2 separate regions of the Mus musculus genome follow, and region 1 is linked to region 2. The links are chromatin loops, found by intact Hi-C in ENCODE. Cell type or tissue: heart. All regions are shown on one strand. Each heading gives the region's core, and the rest is flanking DNA. Links, peaks and the distances in the headings are about the cores only.

Evidence for each region. Peaks named below come from ENCODE experiments on the same cell type or tissue, not always from the same donor. Only the 100,000 strongest peaks of a DNase experiment are listed, where the experiment ranks them.
Region 1: a loop joins it to region 2, with 9 times the contacts of the local background. A loop is called at or near these places in 15 of 42 quality-filtered maps.

What each region holds. Positions count from the first base shown.
Region 1 is chr17:34,014,689-34,024,144 of GRCm38, forward strand. It overlaps Ring1 (ring finger protein 1), which reads right to left. Exons shown (of 7, transcript NM_009066.3): 3 at 8,605-8,765; 4 at 8,291-8,506; 5 at 7,608-7,997; 6 at 6,995-7,268; 7 at 6,104-6,795. The coding sequence ends at 6,694. It also overlaps the pseudogene Gm7326. Among named protein-coding and RNA genes, the nearest start is that of Ring1, 5.3 kb to the right of the region's middle. In heart, for the core only: no CTCF peak of the experiment used is centred there; DNase peaks (open chromatin) are centred at 7,303 and 8,513; H3K4me3 peaks cover 944 bases; H3K27ac peaks cover 287 bases.
Region 2 is chr17:33,952,696-33,962,253 of GRCm38, forward strand. It overlaps Rps18 (ribosomal protein S18), which reads right to left and starts at 2,970. Exons shown (of 5, transcript NM_011296.3): 1 at 2,923-2,970; 2 at 2,383-2,481. The coding sequence starts at 2,925. It overlaps Vps52 (VPS52 GARP complex subunit), which reads left to right and starts at 3,105. Exons shown (of 20, transcript NM_172620.4): 1 at 3,105-3,487; 2 at 4,235-4,319; 3 at 5,154-5,206; 4 at 5,322-5,397; 5 at 5,595-5,662; 6 at 5,906-6,081; 7 at 6,530-6,680; 8 at 7,300-7,400; 9 at 7,492-7,624; 10 at 7,752-7,809; 11 at 8,416-8,549; 12 at 8,918-9,073; 13 at 9,372-9,490. The coding sequence starts at 3,398. It overlaps Gm23111 (a small nuclear RNA gene), which reads left to right and starts at 6,968; the gene lies at 6,968-7,077. In heart, for the core only: a CTCF peak has its summit at 3,077; DNase peaks (open chromatin) are centred at 3,036 and 6,626; H3K4me3 peaks cover 2,609 bases; H3K27ac peaks cover 2,226 bases.

The sequences.
Region 1 (9,456 bases), core at 4,457-9,456, 65 kb after region 2:
GGTTCCACTCTGGTTCCATTAAGGTTCAGGATCTGTATCTGCAGCTTTGTCTGCAACCTTTCCAACTCCTGTGACCAGTTCCCCTTCAGATAATTCGATAAATCTGTACTTTTAATAAAAGAATTATTAATATACCTAATGGGAGTAATGCACACATGCGGGGTTGATGTCACACAACTCATTTGTATGACATCCATCATCTGTTCCATGTTATGTTGTAAAATATCCACTCTTTGATTCACTAACATTAACCCTGAGGCGATATGAGAATCCGCCCTTTGCAGGGTAAGCAATGCCTCAGACATTTTTTCTGCTATCTGACTTATGGTGTCAGCAGTATTAACTTGATTGGCCATAGCAATTCCTGCAGTAACCACTGACGCCGCGGACACCACAATGGCTGTAACAATGGCAGCTGTGATTCCAAAACCTCTCTTTTGCCGAACAAGACTCATTATTGGGAATTTTTCTGGATCTGCCTCAACAGGCACAGGGACAAAGGTTGGTAGATGTACCACTAAGGCTATGAAATTGGTTCCATTCCAGCATTGCATCAGAAAACAAGTGACATTTGTACAATCTAACCATTCTGTATTATTTTGAAATTCAGCCAATATAAAGAAAAATGGAGGATTAACACAAACTTCTACTAGAGAAGTAGTCATATTTCTGATAACTCTATTAGATGTCACATTATCTAAATGAACAGAGAGGTATTGGAAAGTGTGGCAGAAACATTCAATATCTCATGAAAGGTTCCAGTCAGCAATGCAAAGGCTGACAAACTGGTACTAGCACCTGCCTCATTACTTAAAATCCATTGGTAATATGGCCAAATATTTTCTTTCCCTGTAGCATCTCCTTTATCATTCATTACGACAAAATCTAATGGAGATGACAAAACAAAACCCTTTGCTATTTCTTTCCGAGGAAAAATGTTTTGACTGACAAGGTGAAAAAACTATAGGAAATGTAAGGTCCAGATGACACCAAGGCATGCTGCGTATAGCCGTAGCATTGCCAACAGGCCATCGTGATCTTTTGGGAATAGTCACATTTCCCTTTATCATAATAGTGGTGATGTTTATAGGTGAAGTTACATTATTTCCAACATCACCTGAGCCTGATTGTGCTCCTTGAACAACTTGCGTTAAAGCATTAAATAACACTCCAGAGCTCACTTTATTTTGGCTAATGGGATCTGCCCAATTAGAGATAATCTTTTTCTTTAAAAATATACAGGGTGTAAAAGGTTTATCCACGTTATGCACAAAGCATAGTGTATAATTTAAATGAAAACTCGTACTATTATACACCCGTGGCTCTTGAGGAGTTAGTCGTGCACAAGGCGCATCCAAAAAAACATTCAGTTGCAAAAAACAAAGGCAAGGTAGAAGAATTGGAATGTACCGGTAAGGGTACTGGCCATGATCTCACTATGGCCCACAAAGGTATACTTATCCCTGTCTCAATCATCAGGAGTAAGAATACAGGATCATCTTGATCTTTCACGGTCCTTGTCAGTCAAGTCGGAACCCAAAGTGGATTATCATCACCCTGCGGAAAAACACAAATAGCTCCCCTGGATCTGATTAATATGGGATCCGGGCCATACCATTTATTATCAAGGACATTTTTCCACTTGACCATTTCATTGGGCAGTTGAGGCCATTGTCCGTGTCTTTCGGCTGGTGATCTTCTAGCATCATCCAATTTTAAGAAATTAAGAGTAAATATTGTAAGGGATAGAGCCATCTTTGGCGTTATAGCTTCTATTCCCCCTTTTTGTTTTTGCAAGTATTGTTTCGAAGTACGATGGGCTCTTTCAATGATGCCTTGGCCCTGTGGATTATAGGGCAATCCACTAATATGTTTCACTTGCATTTGTTTGCAAAATTGACTAAATTTAGAAGAAGTATATGCAGGACCATTATCTGTCTTTAGCAGTAGGGGCTTGCCCCATGCAGCCCAAGCCTCTAAGCAGTGGGATATGACATGGACTGCCTTTTCCCCTGTCAAGGGAGAGGCATTTAGGACACCAGAACTGGTATCAATGGACACATGTATATATTGTAATTTACCAAAAGCTGGGATATGTGTGACGTCCATCTGCCAAACATCTAGGGGTCATAATCCTCGAGGATTAACGCCCACGGAAGGTGCATTAATAAATTTTACACATTTACCACACTGTAGGACAATATCTCGAGCTTCTGTTCGTGTGAGCTTAAACTTCTGTCACAATGTAGAAGCAGGGACATGATAAAGTTGATGAAAATTCTTAGCACCGTCTATAGAACTTTGTGATAGGAAAACCATATCTCTGGTGGCTGAATCAGCAGTTGCATTTCCCTTAACCATAGGTCCAGGTAATAAACTCAGAACGAAAAGCCAGTAGCTATCAACAAGGCGGAGGTGCCACTGCTAACCCTGTGGCCACAGAACCCTCACCGCAGCTCTCAAGTGAGATTGAAAGCCTCATGAGTCAGGGCTATTTCTACCAGGACATTCAGAAAGCTTTGGTCATTGCCCACAACAACATTGAGATGGCTAAAAACATCCTCCGGGAAGTTGTTTCTATTTCTTCTCCTGCCCACGTAGCCACCTAGCACATCTCTCCCTGCCATGGCTTCAGAGGACCCATGAGCCAGGCTCTTACTCAAGGACCACCTAGGAAAGCAGTGGCTTCTTTTGGACTGAAACCAAGCAGCTTATAGGATGGTCTTTCTAATGTGTGATGGTGTTGGTTTGTTTGGTAGACTAAGTGGGAAGGAAAGTACTGTTCTGTGGTTAATTGATGCTAGCACCTAACACTGGTCACTCCAAAGTGCTGTTTCCATAGGAATGTTGAGTTTGTTTTTCTTTTTTAAAGAAGTTTTAATTCTCCTAGTTACCTAACGACTGGTTTGAGATAGAGGCCTTCATATACATTCCGTGTCCTCCCCAGGACATAGCCTGTGGGAGTCAGTTGCCTTGATGCCAGGTGTAGGTCATGAATGTTTCTGCCTAACAGGAACAGAACATTTGTTTCCAGGGTGGCTTTCCAGCCCAAAACCATAGAGCTTTTAGGAAGCGTCAGTCATATATACTATTTAGATTTACAAAATAAATATCTAGGACTTATCTGTTTAGTCTTTCTTGCCAGTGGCTAACTTCAGCTTAGGAATTTCTCCCTTGAATAAGAGCCAGGTAATGATGTATGTGCTCTAATATGTTGAATATAAAAGGGGTGTTCATGCAACAAAATACAATCTTGTATTTTCATCAAAATTTTAGATACTGGACTGTTAGTCAGTTTTAATATAACATGGACAGTGACTAATTACACTTTCAATTATTTTTCTTGAAGAGAGATTGTAACTAGAATGCTTGAAAAGTTATTATAGTCACATGTGTATAATTTATTTATTTATTAATCAGAAATAATAGAAAGTCTTTAAGTTGTCTCTGAGAATAACTATCTTCTAGGGAAAAACAGCTTGATCAGTACGTCTAAAGCCCAAATAATTATAAGGATCCTGAGTTTGTATCTTTTCAGGAGCTATCTGTAATCTTTTTTAAACACAGTAAATGGGATGCATGCATGCATGCATGCATGCATGAATTTATAGACGATATAGGAGCATGAATAAAAGCAATTTTAACTATCTATGGGATAATGATTATCAATTTTACTTAATATGATGGTATGCAATAGATTAAACATCAATATTCTACAATAACCAAATTAATGGCTGTTTGGAACAAGGAAAAGCAAACTCTGTACACTATGAATCTGCTGTGCAGATTGAGACTGCTTTTTAAACAAGTTAAAAGATGGACAGCCAGCAGATTTTTTTTCAACATGAAACACAGAACAACAATCATTCAAACAACAAAACAAAAACAAACATGAATTGACAGATATATGGACAATTTGGTGCACCAAAAACAGACAATAGACAGACAGGGAATAGAACTTGATGTCTCAAAGGGACCCAGATATCCTAACCAGAGCTAAGAATATCTCCATAGGAGCCAGAGAGGAAGCAGGACGTCTCCCGTTTTCCTTCTGTCCCTAGAAGAGCTCTGAAATAGCTTATTTTCATTTTTTCTCTTTTTTGCTAAAAGATCCCAAACAGGGGATAACTGCTTTTCTGAAACTTATTTTCTCTCTCTCATGTTCAGACTCTAATTCTTTATCTCCTTCTTCTGGGAATTCTGCCAGAGAAGGGAGAGGAGGCACAGTGGTTGCTTCTGATAGTTACTCCTCTTTCCCTGAGAGCTATCTTTAAGCCTTTGATGAAGGCTGCCTCTTTAGTCAAAGTCCTCGAGAGGAGGGTAAATTGACTTAATTTTTTGATTTTCATTCTTTATGTTATCTTTTGAATCACTATATTTTGGTTTCTTTTTCTTTTCTCTTTTTATCTCTTCCTTTACTTATTTTTCTGCGCGCTCCTTCCTTTTCATTTCTGTTTCTGACATGCTTTCCTGGTGCTCCTGCAAAAGTCACTGCCCTTCCTTAACAGCTGGTTCACATTTCTTGTCCTGAATACAAGCCTTAATCAACTTCCATAATGGCCTTGTTCCTGCTTTCACTCTCCCTTCCTCTCTCGCTATATCTCTCCCTAATTTTTCCCAACTAGGTAGCGTCAGCGACCCAGTGGGGGGCAAACCAAGAGGCGAGTCTGTCTATCTCTTTTAAGAACCCGCTCACTGTACTTTCAGAAATCTTTAAACCTCGTTCTTTGAGCAAGGCTTGCATCGGCCCCACTAACGGCGTAGACTGGCTGGTACCCATACTCGTCCTGGACTGAAGCATCCTTGAGATAGTCACTTATCTACATGAGGTTCTTAGCCCCAAGGTCGATCCACGAGTTTTATCTACACTCGTTTTATGATCTTTTGTATCTGCCTAGCTATTCCCAGCAGATACACTCGTGTCCAGGGCAATGAAAATTAAGGCAATGGCATAATATCAAGGCAAGAAAGCAAGCAAGCAACACAACCCCAGCAACAATTACCGGATCTATTCCGAAAGAAAGCATACGTCTCAGAGACTTATATTAATTTCTTTTACTTACCAGTACCACCATTCCCCAGCTTAAGAGTTCTGAATCCATGCAGTCGAATCCTTCTCAACAGTCTGTATTGCGGGAACACTTCATTAACCGCTCCTTCCCCGTGATGCAGTTCTGAATCCTCCCTGTAACAGGGGGGTCTTTGCTCATGCCTGAAGATGTTTCTTTTCCTGGGTTTCGGCACCACTTGTGAGTGCCCTACTCGCCAGCAAGGAAGATGCCACAACAGGATCCTTCTGCACATGTTTATTGGGAGAGCTTGACTGCAGAGGCGAAGACCCTGAGCCCCAGAACTGGCACTGCTTATATAGGCCTAGGAGAGGCGTGTCTACACCCGATTGGTTATGCTTTCAGTACCTCATTTACATGCCCTGGGCCAGGCAATGACTCAGCAAAAACTCTACTGCACATGCGCACATTGGTTGTTTACCCAAACTTATGGGTGGTGGCCAGAGGTAGCCAGCGCCACCTTGTAATGGCGTATGTGGCTTCCCACATCTCTTCACTACTTCCCTTTTCTTCAGGTGTTTGCTTTTGGATCAGGTGTAATTAGTCCGGGCCAGCTTGGAATTCATCACGTAGACCAGGCTGGTTTCAGTGGCAATCCTTCTGGCTCTGCCAATCAGAGCTGGGGATTACAGGAATTTGCTACAATGGCTCCTCCCTCTCATTTGTATTTTTGAAGAAGGGGAGGGAGTTATGGAGTTCACCTTTGGTATCACCTTCCTATTTACAACCCGGATTTCCTGTGAGTTTGAAGCTTTCCTTCCCAATTAAAAGTGGTTTTTGTTGTTGTTTTGGGGGGTTTTGTTTTTGTTTTATCTTTTTTTTTTTTAAGACTTATCTATGTATGTGAGTACACTGTAGCTGTCTTCAGATACACCAGAAAAGGGCATCAGATCCCACTACAGATGGTTGTGAGCCACCATGTGGTTGCTGGGAATTGAACTCAAGACCTCTGGAAGAGCAGTCCGTGCTCTTAACCACTGAGCCATCTCTCCAACCCTTGGTTGTTTTTAAAGGCAGGGTTTCACTACTTAGTCTTGCAGAGAACGGCCTGCCTCCACCTTTAATCCACCCACTCAACTAGCTTATTTTTAATTCCGTGTGTTTGGTTGTTTTGCCTGCACCAGTCAGTGTACCACGTGTTCCTGGAGACTGTAGAGGTCAGAAAAGGGCATCCAACGCCCTGGCACTGGAGTTACAGATGGTTGGAAGCTACCTTGTGGATGCTAGGAATCAAACGGATCCTCTGCACAAGAGGCCAGTGCTCTTAGCCGCTGGGCCATCTTTCCAGCCCCCTCCCCCTGAGAGACACACACAGAGAACTGCAGGTTTCAAAGAAGAAATAAGCAAATTTGTTGTTGGGAGGAGGGCGGGGAGGGGGTCTTGTCCACCCTGCCTATCACCAGCAGGGTAGGAAACTAGGGTCTATAGAAAAGGCAGTAGTGGGTACAGGGCCCGTGCTGTCCAATATAGACTAATTCAATATAGATACTTTGTATAAAAGCCATTTGTCCTCCTTTGTCCTCTTGCTGTCTGGCTGGGGGGCTTTGGGAGATGAAGCTGGCAGGCTGAGCTGGGACACAGAGACACCCTGTGGTCCCCATGTTCCAGCTGTCCCCTTGTGACATCATTTTGGGTCCTTCGTGGGGGCATAGCAGAGCTCTAAGGGCCTGGACACCTTCCAGAACTTCTCGTTTACAAGCTCCAAGGTCAGTGATCCATTCAGCGTCTAGGGATGGAGAGAGGGAGGCAGGGGGAGGGAAGTTAAAAGAGGAAACGGACAAGAGGAAAAGGGGGGGGGGCGGGAGAAAGGGAAAAAAACCCTGAAAACCAGTGAGGGTGTGGCTCAACAGAAGCCCCCAGAGAAGGACAGAGCAGGGGCTGAGACGGGTCACCACCCTGGCTCTCTGTTACCATCAGATGCTCACCGTGAACGCTCCGCCCCCAGGAGCGATGTAGATGGTGTACTGCTTTTCGCTGACACCTTCCAGGCTGGGCAGCGCAGGCTCCTCAGGACCTTCGCCTCCTCCGGCAACGCCTCTCTCCCCACCACCCCCATCAGGTCCGCCTGTGTCCGAAGCACCCCCACCAGGCCCTCCGGGCTCTGTGGTTTCCTGCTGCTGCCTCCTCTCCAGGGCAATGCGCAGGGCCAGGTACTTGGAGAGATGATCCACTGTGGCATTCCCAGTAGTCTTCACGTACCTGGGGGTGGAGGGGGCAAGAGTCCTTGAGTGCACAGCCTTCTCCAAAAGTTCTGGCTGGGGGCGGGGGGGCACTCAGGTACCCCAGGCTAGCCTCTACCTTGCTATGTAGCTGAAGATGACCTTCGACTTCTCATCCCCCTGCCTCTGGGAATGACAGGTGTACACTACCACCCTTGGCTTATATGTTGCTGGGGAGCAAACTCAGGGACTCATGTATGCATGCTTGACAGACACCCTACTGACTGAACTACACCCCAGGCCCGAAGCCCCCTTCTGACACAGATTTCTGAGCTCGAGTTTCCAGGTGGTCTGGCTTTGCAAAGGCAGGGCTCCTCACCGAGTCTGGCAGTACTCTCCTTTCTCCACAAGCAGGGGATGGGGCCGGAACACAAGCTCAATCTCTCCACCGGGCTCTGGAGGGCTGGGGGCCCCAGGAGGGCTTGGGGGCCCCAGGGTTCCCCCTCCCAGGGTGCCGCCCCGGTCACCAGAGTCTTCAGAACCGGCACCCCCGCAAGCCCCACCAGCAGCCCCACCCCCTGTCCCTACACTGCTGGCCCCTGCACCCGCTCCGCGGGGTCGCTTGGGAGCAGGGCCTGGAGCAGAGTCTGGGGCGGAGTCAGAGCTTACATCCTCTCCATCCCCTTCTCCCTCCCCAGGTTCTCCTTCCCCCCCACTCATTGTGGCGGTCTGATCAGATCCAGGCATCGGCCGCCTCACACGCTGGGCCCTGCAGAAACAAACACTCCAGGTTATAAAGAGCAGGATTCAAGCCCTTAGTGTTAAACTTCAGGGGGAGCCCCCCCCAGGCCGTGGCCCTACTAGTGAGGCTTCCTGCTTCTATCTGATGGCTGGAGACACAGGCCTAAAGAGGGCTGGCAGAGGTTAGCTTGTTTGAGAACAGACACTTCCCTCAAATCCCAACGTCAGCTGCACGGTCGCCACCTGGCAGCTCGAATGCAGACTATCAGGCCCGTACTCCAGACAAGACCCATGGGTAACAAGGTCTCTGGTTCTCCACACCTGTGCATGGCCTGCATCCGGAGCCCTTCCTCGATACTGGAGCTCAGCGCCTGCTGGTTGTGCAGGCGGCTGAGGCGGATGAGCACCCGGTCCTGATGGGCCTCGTATTCCTCCCGGCTAGGGTAGATTTTGGAGATCAGGGCGTCGAAGTTGGGGTCCGGCCGTAGGGACCGCTTGGATACCAGCTTTTTCCGGCAGGTAGGGCACTCCTTGTTCCTGGGTGTGGGAGGAAGGGAGCTCTGTAGGGCCAACTCCCATCATGGATGCCCAGGCTGACCCGCCTGGCCCCATGGCAAACATGTCCCTCCTGTTACCCGCTCCGCAGGGCGGTGACGATGCAGTCCGAGCAGAACCTATGCAGGCACTCCTTGGTGGTCATTGTGTTCTTCAGCATGTCCAGGCAGATGGGACACATGAGCTCAGAATGCAGTGACCGAGGCGAAACCGCAATCTCTGTACCATCCATGATGGCTTCCTGGGTCATCAGAAGGTGGCAGTGGGTTGGGGGAAGGGGACTTTAGAGGCAAGCTTTGAGAAAGGTAAGAACCTGGACAGCCATGCTGACCAAACTGATGGGAATTCTGGGATGGAGGAGACCAATGACTTGGAGATTACCAGAACAGAAGGGATGAGGGCCCATTTACAAGGAGTTTTGAAACAGAAAGGCCAGGGTTTGTTGAGAGGACTAGGGCTGGGAATGGCACAGATCTATGGGTTGGAGGATATTTATGCTACAAGACTTCTTCATTTTTTGTTTGCTGTTTTCAAGACAGGGTCTCCATATGCATGTATTCCTGGCAGGCCTCTAAGCAGGCTGACCTCAAACTTAAGAGATCCACCTGTCCTGGCTTCAGGAGTGCTGGGGTTAAAGGCCTTCGCCATCACATCCGGCCTCAACAGGCTTTCTTAAAACTCTAAAGAGCAAGACTACCTAGACTAGAAGTTCAGGGTGTCTGTCAAACAGATTCCGATGTCGTCCCAGCGCACGTGAGTCAGAAAACTGGAGAGGGAATTATATTTAAGCTCGCAGGATGAATATATATATGTGTACATTGACATGTGGCTGTTGAGATGGGACAGGGCCGGGACGGTAAGTTCTGTTTACCGTGCTTCAATTAAAACGGTGATATCTGCTGTACCTCGCTGCCATGGCCACTTTGAGGGGT
Region 2 (9,558 bases), core at 1,761-6,760:
GCCACCATGTGGTCACTGGGAGCCTCTGGAAGAAGTCATAGCTTTTAACAGCTGGATTCTCTCTCTAGCCCAGTCTATTTGTGTCTTATGTTTGCCTGCATTGTATGTCTGTGTGTCTGTGGCACACTGACCAGAGGCCAGAAGGCGCTGATGTTCTGGAACTGGAGTTAATGGTTGTTGAGTGTTGGGTCATTGAACCTGGATCCTCTGGAAGAGCAGCTAATGCTCTAACAGCCAAGCCACCTCTCCAGCCCCCTCACACACACCCTATTACTCAAAAGCAGAGGGGCTGTGCAGATGTTATCCCAGCTCCCTGAACTCGGGACTGCTATGGCCAGCCTAAGTTAGAGATCCTGTCATTTTTCAGATCACTTTCCAGAGACAAAGCCTGCCTACTAACTGAAGGGAACGCTGTTCGGGCCACACTGGACATGTGTCACAAACTCAACAAAAGCAGCACAGATGAACAAAGTCAAACCTTTAACAGGTTTTTTGAGCCCCAAGAGTGGGTGTGACTTTGTGACTACCAGAATTAGCGGGGAGGGGGAAGTGTCATTGAATGAGCTAGAGAAATGGCTCAGTGCACTGGCTGCTCTTCCAGGACCTGGACTATATACCAAGCACTCATTCATAACTCGAACTCCCAATGAGAGAGGATCTAAGTCACTCTTTTGGCCTCCAGAGGCACAGTATGCACAGACATGCAGGCCAAAAACCTTCACAACCCTCACCTCAGCCTCCATATAATTTTTTACTTTTCTTGAGCCTGTTTTACTGTCAAGCTGTGAGTTCTAAAGGTGCATGATGCCAGGTTGGTTATGGTGACAAGGCAAGGGACCTATGCTCAGCTACAAAGTGTGGCCCCACGCCCACCTTGCCTTCTGACTTAAGCACTAACTTAAATTATAAAGAACCGACTCCTAACACTTAAAGCAGTTTGGAGGGACTGGGATTCAGACAGTACTAGACTGCCTCACAGATAAGGGCAGCAAGCACTTCTGGTCCAGCACATGCCTATATGCTTCCAAATATTCAAATTCTCACCTTGAGTGAGCAGAAGACACTTCTTAATTAATACAGAAATCTGCCCGGCGTGGTGGTGCACGCCTTTAATCCCAGCGCTTGGGAGGCAGAGGCAGGCGGATTTCTGAGTTCAAGGCCAGCCTGGTCTACAGAGTGAGTTCCAGGACAGCCAGGGCTATACAGAGAAACCCTGTCTCCAAAAACCAAAAGAGGGAAAAAAAAAATTAAAGAATACAGAAACCTTCCCTGTCCTTCACCCTTTGTTGGTCAGCTTGCAATCACCTCTGGAGGAACTCACCCCGAAATCTCTCTCCTCAAACTCCCAATACCCACCACCCACCTCCCAATCAGCTTCACCCTTTTGTTTTCCAGGCAGGTTTTTTTTTGTTTTTTCTTGTGTAGCCCTGGAACTTATTGATCGGGCTGGCTTCAAGCCCAGAGATTTGTTTGCCTCTGCCTCAGGGAGTGCTGGCATTAAAGATGTGTTCTTCACCCTCTCACACAGGACCAACAGAACCCTCAGTACCCAGGCTCTACAAACACTGTGCACAGCCCCTTCAAGAGCCTCCATTCACCTTGTCTGCATTCGAAGTCAGCTGTAATCATCTCCCAGCAGGTCACACGGGGCACAGGCATTGCCCCAGGCCCTTCAACCCCCTAGACACTGCTCTGCCCACCACACCAGGCACCTCCTGCTGTGCTATCATTGTTTGCCAAAGTGCAGAATTAAAAAAAGTCAACATGGCAAGGACTTAAAAGTGAGACTTCACAAGGTTAAAAAAATTTACTCCAACTTTTATGTCCACCTGACATTACCTCGGCTCCCCAGGCCTCCTTCAAACCTCTCAGCAGCCACCCAGTTCCATCTATACCCTAGCATCCCACAAGGTCCCACCACTGACAGGTCTCATGGCTGAACACACCTGACCAGCAACTCCTCAAATCACCAACTTCAAGTCCTGTCCCTGTCTACAAGACTTTTAGCTCTGCAGAGAAACATCCCAGCTTCCTCCTACGACCTCCCTTTTTGCCATAATGGGGAAAACTGCCAGCTTCTGTGTCACCTTCCACTGTGGCATCTGCCAATAGCTTCTGCAGACCACCCCCAACCATCACCGCTAAGCCTGGACACCTCTTAGGATGTTAGTTTACAGGAATTCTACTCAAGGTTTGCTGACAGCAGAGACTGCTCTCGGAAGCTGAAGATCTCGGGAAACCTCTGCAAGGTGGGACATGACTACACTCACACCCCACTACCCCTGGAGCAATGTTTTGGTTTAACCCTGGGTCATCATCAGGCTTTTATTGAAACGGGTTGGGTGAGTTTAGCTGCTTCTCTTTTGCCCCTAACACTTTTACCTTAATGGCAGTGATGGCGAAGGCTATTTTCCGCCGCCCATCGATGTTGGTGTTGAGTACTCGCAAAATGTGCTGGAACTTCTCAGGGATCACTAGAGACTGAAAGAACACGGGCAGTTATCAAGACAGGTTACCCCCAAACCGGGAAGGTGGCCGAGGCAGGGTTGGATTGTCTGCTAAGTTCTTACACAACTCCTCAGTCACCGGGGCTCACCCCTAACGCGCTCAGGCGCGGGAAATCGCAACCTCTGACAAGAGGGTGGACGTCGGCCGCGGCCCCCAATTCCCTGGACAGGGGAAGCGGGAGGAGCCCACACACAGCCAAGCTCCTGGCAGCTTTGCTGTGTAAGAGGAGCGAGCATTCCTCGGGGCCCCGATCCCCGGGATTTCACGTCTTAGGTCGTCCCCTCTCGGGTCACACTCCATCGCTCCACAGAGGGCTGTGGGCCCGCAGCATGGGGCACTCTCTGAGTCCTGACGGAAATCTCTCCCTGCCCCGGCTCCGATGTCGCAGGATCCCGGCGCGGATTCCGCTCTTACCATGGCGGCGGCACAGACGGCGGCGTGTAGGCCTCCTGTGGAAGAGAGAGCGGAAGTGACGTATAAGTCTTATATAGATTCCTGGCGGAAGAGGCGGGGCTATCCCCGGAGGTCCACTTCCGGAAATTGCTTCTCTCCCCGTCTCCCCCTAAGGGAGGAGTTGTATTGAGACAGTTTTGGAAGGGACCGGAGCTATAACTTCCGGTTCGGCCTTCTCTGTCGTCGTACCGTTCTTGTGTGGGCGCGGAGCGAAGGTTCCGGAACAGAGTTGTGTTCGAGACGTTCACCTTCCTGTTTGCACTTGACCGAAATGATCAAAGCCTAACCGGAGAGGCTGGAGCCGATCGCCTTAGCTCAAATATCTGGGACCCTTTTTTGCTCCATAGAAGACATTCCAGGACTTGTAGCTTTGCTTCGGGAAACGGACTTTCTGAGACTGACAGCTGCCGGAAGTCGGAAGTGAAGCTGCGGGGGAATGGCAGCCGCAGCGACCATGGCGGCCGCTGCCCGGGAGCTGGTGTTGCGGGCTGGGGCCTCAGATGTAGAGGAGGAGGAGGGCCCGCTGGTGAGAGCACGGGGCTGTAGGTCCTCCGGAGTATCGTCAGGTTGTCCCTCTCCTCAGGCGTAGGCTCCATTTAGACAAGAGGTTCGGAGCCGTCTTGCCACGGGTGATGGTGACCTAGCCTTCGTAGGGACCAAAGTGGCTGAAACCCAAGCCCCAGGGACAGTGTCAGCTTCCTGTTCACGATTTTTAGTAGAAAAAAATTTTAGTGTTTAGCGTAAAAGGTTAAGAACGTGGCCTCTGGAACCAATTTGCCCGGGGTCCCACCTCCAGCCCCACCGCTTGAAAGCTATGCTGTGTTTTCGGTGCCAAAACTTCCCACACCTTTACAGTGCAAACGCTGTTAGGACATACCTTATAGGTGGTCGTTAGGATTAGCCGAATGAGCATGTTAAATGGTGTACCAGACACAGGGGTAAACACTATGTAAGCTGGCGATTTTAGCCTCTGGAATTCCCTCAGGGATCACCTGGAATAGCTGGAAACTGAGGTCCTAAATTCAAAGGCAAGTTTGACTAGTCCTAGTTTTTTCTCATTTGAACAACTCCAGCAACTCCATGAATTGCCTGATATTCTCAGTAGCCCAAGATTGTAGATTTGAACGCATCAGAATCTTTGACCCACTTACTCCGGCACCCCCCACCCCCCAAAGCACCCCCCACCTCACTTGGAGGATTAAGGATACCCGATTATGTTTTGTTTCCAACATCTCTTTCTGTATCCCACATTCATTAACCTGTCCCTCTTCAGGGGGGGGGTTCTGGACTCCAAGAACCCCTACAACTTGGAGAGTTGGACATCACCTCTGATGAATTCATCTTGGATGAAGTGGATGGTAAGTGCTGACATGGGGTGGGAGCAAAGTAGACCCCTTTATTCTTTAGAAATATATTACATGACCCCAGTAGATTACCCTCTATGGTTTCTTTCTTTTGTATGTGTGTGTGTTTTTATTTTTAATTTATTTTTATTTTTTTGGTTTTTTTTCGAGACAGGGTTTCTCTGTAGCTTTGGCTGTCCTGGAACTCACTCTGTAGACCAGGCTGGCCTCGGACTCAGAAATCCGCCTGCCTCTGCCTCCCAAGTGCTGGGATTAAAGGCGTGCACCACCACCCCCCGGCTGGCTTTTTTCTTAATGTACAGATAAAGTTTAATCCATGAGTTGAGAAGGCTTAACTTCTAATTTAGGAATAGTAAGAAATGAACAGTACGAGTCGAATAGTCACAGCAATACACTATAATAAAATCGCAGCATCACTTTTTCCCCTTTGGGACTATTGTTGAGTAAGAATACAGCCTGGTTGAACATACATACGCAGACAGCTAAGACTGAGTGACTGGGAGGCAGGCACAGCACACACCATAGATTAACGGAGCAAAGATGTTTCAGATCCAAGCCCAGGCGAGAGGTTCTCTAGCTTCTCAGAATGCCACACATTTTAGATCTTACAAGCCACACTTTGGAAATCCCCTTTTAATATTTTCCATCTGTGGTCGAGTAGACCATGAGGAGCAGAAACAGCAGGAAGTCCCACCGGGCAAAGCAGCTGTGCCTATAACTGGAGAGGGTGGGGGCTGGGAGGGAAGGGGAGATTGGTGTGGTGTGCGTGTGCCCAGTGTGGGCAGAGGGAGGTCTGGCAGGGGACACTAAATATAAGCTTGTTTCCAGTTCACATCCAGGCAAACCTGGAGGATGAGTTAGTGAAGGAAGCTCTCAAAACGGTGAGGCTCTCCACTGGGTTGATCTCCCCACCCTCCCTTCCTTTTGGGGTCCCCTCAGCTTAGTGGCTCCCCTCTAGCCAGTCACGGAGTCTGTACTGGTTGTCCTTCCCCCCAGGGTGTGGATCTTCGACACTATTCAAAGCAGGTGGAGCTGGAGCTGCAGCAGATTGAGCAGAAGTCAATCCGGGACTGTATCCTCCAGCCTCACAGGCACAGGGCCAAGATGGCTGCTATTGGCATGGGCTCTTGGGGGCCTGTGATGCAGGTAGCCCTCAAGGGGATGTCTTCTCTCTCAGGCTTCTGTCACTTTGGGGAGGACCTGGGGGCAGGTACTGCAGATCGGCAGAGCTCTGTGTTCAGTGTGAAGCCCTTGACTTTTGTGGGTCAGATATCCAAGAGAGTGAAAACATAGCGTCTCTGCACAATCAGATCACGGCCTGTGACGCCGTCCTGGAGGTGGGTGGCCCTCACCTGTTGCCCCAAATCTGACTTAATTGCCTCTTCCTCCTCTTCCTCCTCCTCCTCCTCCTCTCCTTCTTCTTCTATCAGTATTTTTTGTCCCCCTTGGACAAGTGATGATCTCCCATCCTCCTGGGTTGCTGGGTACCAGGGATTTGCACAGAGACTTGGTTGACACACCTGTCCTTGTTCCCCGACAACCCGGAGTCATGCCCACAATGTTTCCTGCCCTCCCCACAGCGCATGGAACAGATGCTGGGAGCTTTTCAGAGCGATCTCAGCTCCATCAGCTCTGAGATCCGAACCCTGCAGGAGCAGTCGGGGGCCATGAACATCCGACTTCGTAACCGACAGGCAGTTCGGGGGAAACTTGGGGAACTTGTGGATGGGCTGGTGGTGCCCTCTGCTCTGGTCACGTGAGTCACTGGTTTGAAAGGTAGTAATGTCCAAAGCAGGTGGTTGGGCTGGGTTACCTAAACAATTTACAACATAGGTCTCTAGGCTGGGGTTGTCAGGTACCATCTAGAAACCAGGTGTGCCGGCTCATGCCCGTAATTATATGCTTGGGAGGCTGAGACAGGAGGATTGCTGCAAGTAGACTAGCCTGGGCTATAGAGTGAGATCTTGTAATGGATGGATTAAGAACTTCGAACCCTGCTTTACCCTCCATAGGATAGGACACAGGTTAAGAGTGCTCCAAGGCTACATGAGGAAGTGTGGCTCAGGAGATGAAAACTTTGTACATATTATCTTGAAGGCATGAGACCACAGAGAAAGGCAGAAATGACATGTGAGGTGTGAGGGGGCTCTCTCAGGGCTGTGGGGTACCCCGTCTAACCACACCCATTCTCCCGTGCTCCTCAGAGCAATTCTGGAAGCTCCAGTGACCGAGCCCAGGTTCCTGGAGCAGCTACAGGAGCTGGATGCCAAGGCAGCCGCGGTGAGAGAGCAGGAGGCTATGGGCACCGCTGCCTGTGCTGACGTCAGAGGCGTGCTGGACCGGCTCCGGGTCAAGGTGGGGAGTGGTCTGCTCAGAATCAGCTTTCCAGGAGCTTCACACTGCTTCCCGCTGTGCAGAGCGTGGTTGGCCCTCCAGATCCCCTGAAAATCTAAAGAAGGTTGAGATGTGGCTCAGTTGGCAGAGCGGTTGCTTAGCATGCATGCAGCCCCAGGTTCCATCCCCAGTGCCATATACATTGGCATGATGGCACAAGTCTGTTGTCCTAGCACTTGGGAGGTGAAAGGAGAAACGAGAGTTTGGGGCCAGTACAGATACATGAGACCCTGCCTCAAAACCAAGCAGTGTTCACCTTGGCAGCATAGACACTAAAATTAGAACAATACAGAGAAGATTAGCATGGTCCCTGTGCAAGTAAGAATCATATTTACAAAATGAAACAACCCAGAAAAATAAGGCCGGGTGTGGTGGTGCAGGATTTTAACCCCAGCACTCAGGAGGCAGAGGCAGGCAGACCTCTGTGAGTCCCAGGCCAGCAAGGGCTGCACAGAGAGACCCTGTTTCCATAACCAGAACACAACCGAAGTATTTGTTCCCTTTGCTTTATCTTCACCCCATTCCTGCCGTACAGTGAAAGCCCACCCCGCCTCATGGCCCGTCTGTTCCCCACGCCTAGGCAGTGACGAAGATCCGGGAGTTTATTCTCCAGAAGATCTACTCCTTCAGAAAGCCCATGACCAACTACCAGATCCCCCAGGCGGCCCTGCTGAAGTACAGGTGGGTGCGGGGTGGGCGCGGGGTGGCCTGTGCCCTCTCAACACTGCAGCGTGGGCATCCAGGGAGTCTGACTTGCCCTGGTCCTTCCAAGGTTTTTCTATCAGTTCCTGCTGGGTAATGAGCGTGCTACAGCCAAGGAGATCAGGGATGAGTACGTAGAGACGCTGAGCAAGATCTACCTGTCCTACTACCGATCCTATGTGGGGCGGCTCATGAAAGTGCAGGTGAGCAAGGCTGGAGACATGGAGGAGGATGGGGAGGAGGAGGAGGGGAAGGGGGAGGAGGGGGAGGGATGAAGTCCTCACCTGCTGCTGGTGGAGAGTGATGGTTCAGCTCTGTTATTTTCTCTAGTACGAGGAAGTTGCTGAGAAAGACGACCTAATGGGTGTTGAAGACACAGCAAAGAAAGATATCCTGGAGAGGAGAGCCCCATGAGCTGGGCTCATGGCTGGGACCATGGCGGGGACATCTGGCTCCAGCCTGCAGGCTGTGTTTCGTTTCGTTTCGTTGCTTTGCTTTGCTTTTCTTCCTTTCTTTATTTCTTTTCTTTTCTTTTTTTAAGAAGATTTATTTGCTTTATGTATGTGAGTACACTGTAGCTGTCTTCAGACACAGCAGAAGAGGCCATTAGATCCCATTACAGATGGTTGTGAGCCATCATGTGGTTGCTGGGAATTGAACTCAGGACCTCTGGAAGAGCAGTCAGTGCTCTTAATCCCTGAGCCATCTCTCCAGCCCGGGGCTGTGTTTCTTACCCATTCTGTGGTTCTCAACCTTTGAGGACATGAAATCGAGAGCTTTTTCTCTAAGAAGCACTCGCCGCTCTGACAGATTTTCACATTTATTTCTGAGGGTTTGTAAAACCTTGACAGCCATTAAGGGTGTCAGGCCAAGCAAGGCTCAGGTTCTGGAAAGGGCTATCCGGGCCATATTTAGTTTCCTGGGACTCGGGTCTTGGCTTGTTGGGCCTGGTGCAGTTGGTCTCATTGGTTTCCCTGACTCCAAAGCTGTTCACGCTTCTTCTCGAAGCCGTCCCTCCGAAGCAGGAACACCATCTTTACCCTTGGCACTCGTGGTACTGTCATCTCACCGGCCGAGCTGGAGGCCCCCATCCTAGTGCCCCATACTGCCCAACGTGGAGAGCAGAGGGTATGGTGAGGCAACCCCTCCATGGCCAGGATCAGTTCCCTGAGTGTTAGTTTGGTGTGTGGGGGGGGGCCGGTGTCCCTGGCCTGCTGTGATGCGGGAAGTTAGGAGCCATGGACTCAGAGGCGGGCAGAGGGAGACTGGCTGGGGCGTGACTGTTGGGAGGCAACAGTTGAAGTGAATGTGGGGGTAGAAGTCAGTGGGGAGGGCTTTTCTTGTGACCTGTGCCCCATCTTCAGTGCCTGTTCAGGGTGCTCCTCCCTGCCTGGAGGAGGGTGTGTGATCTTGTGAGCTCTGATTACTAAGCTGTGCTGAGTCTCCACATCCACGGGTTAGTGAGAGACCCATCGTGTCTCTCTCTGTCTCGGTAGTATCCATTCGAAGCGCTCTTCCGCAGCCAGCACTATGCCCTCCTCGACAATTCTTGCCGTGAATATCTTTTCATCTGTGAATTTTTCATCGTGTCTGGCCCGGCTGCACATGACCTGTTCCACGCCGTCATGGGCCGCACGCTCTCCATGACGCTGGTGAGCTCCCAAATTCTGAGCCTGTCCACAGGCAGACAGCAACTCCTGAGGAATGAGTGTTCTCTAAGCCTTGGCCCTGGAGCCCCCATCCCAAGCTCAGCCCCAGCTTCTGCTCAGCCCCAGCTTCTGCTGTGGGGAACTTACATAAGTGTGGCTGTGAGCAGGTCAGGCCGCTTGTGGTACCTGTGGACAGGGAAGAAGCTGGTCTCCCTGGTCTGTGCCTTGTCCCCAAAGAAATGTACATCTGTCTGCCTACAGCCACTCGAACAACAAGCTAACATTCATTTGTCTGCCACAGAAACACCTGGAGTCCTACCTGGCTGACTGCTACGATGCCATTGCTGTTTTTCTCTGTATCCACATTGTTCTCCGGTTCCGCAACATTGCAGCGAAGAGGGACGTCCCTGCCCTGGACAGGTCACTGAGCTCTGGTCCTTGGTGTCTGGATGTGGTCAGCTTCTTATGTTACGAAAACAGTTCCATCC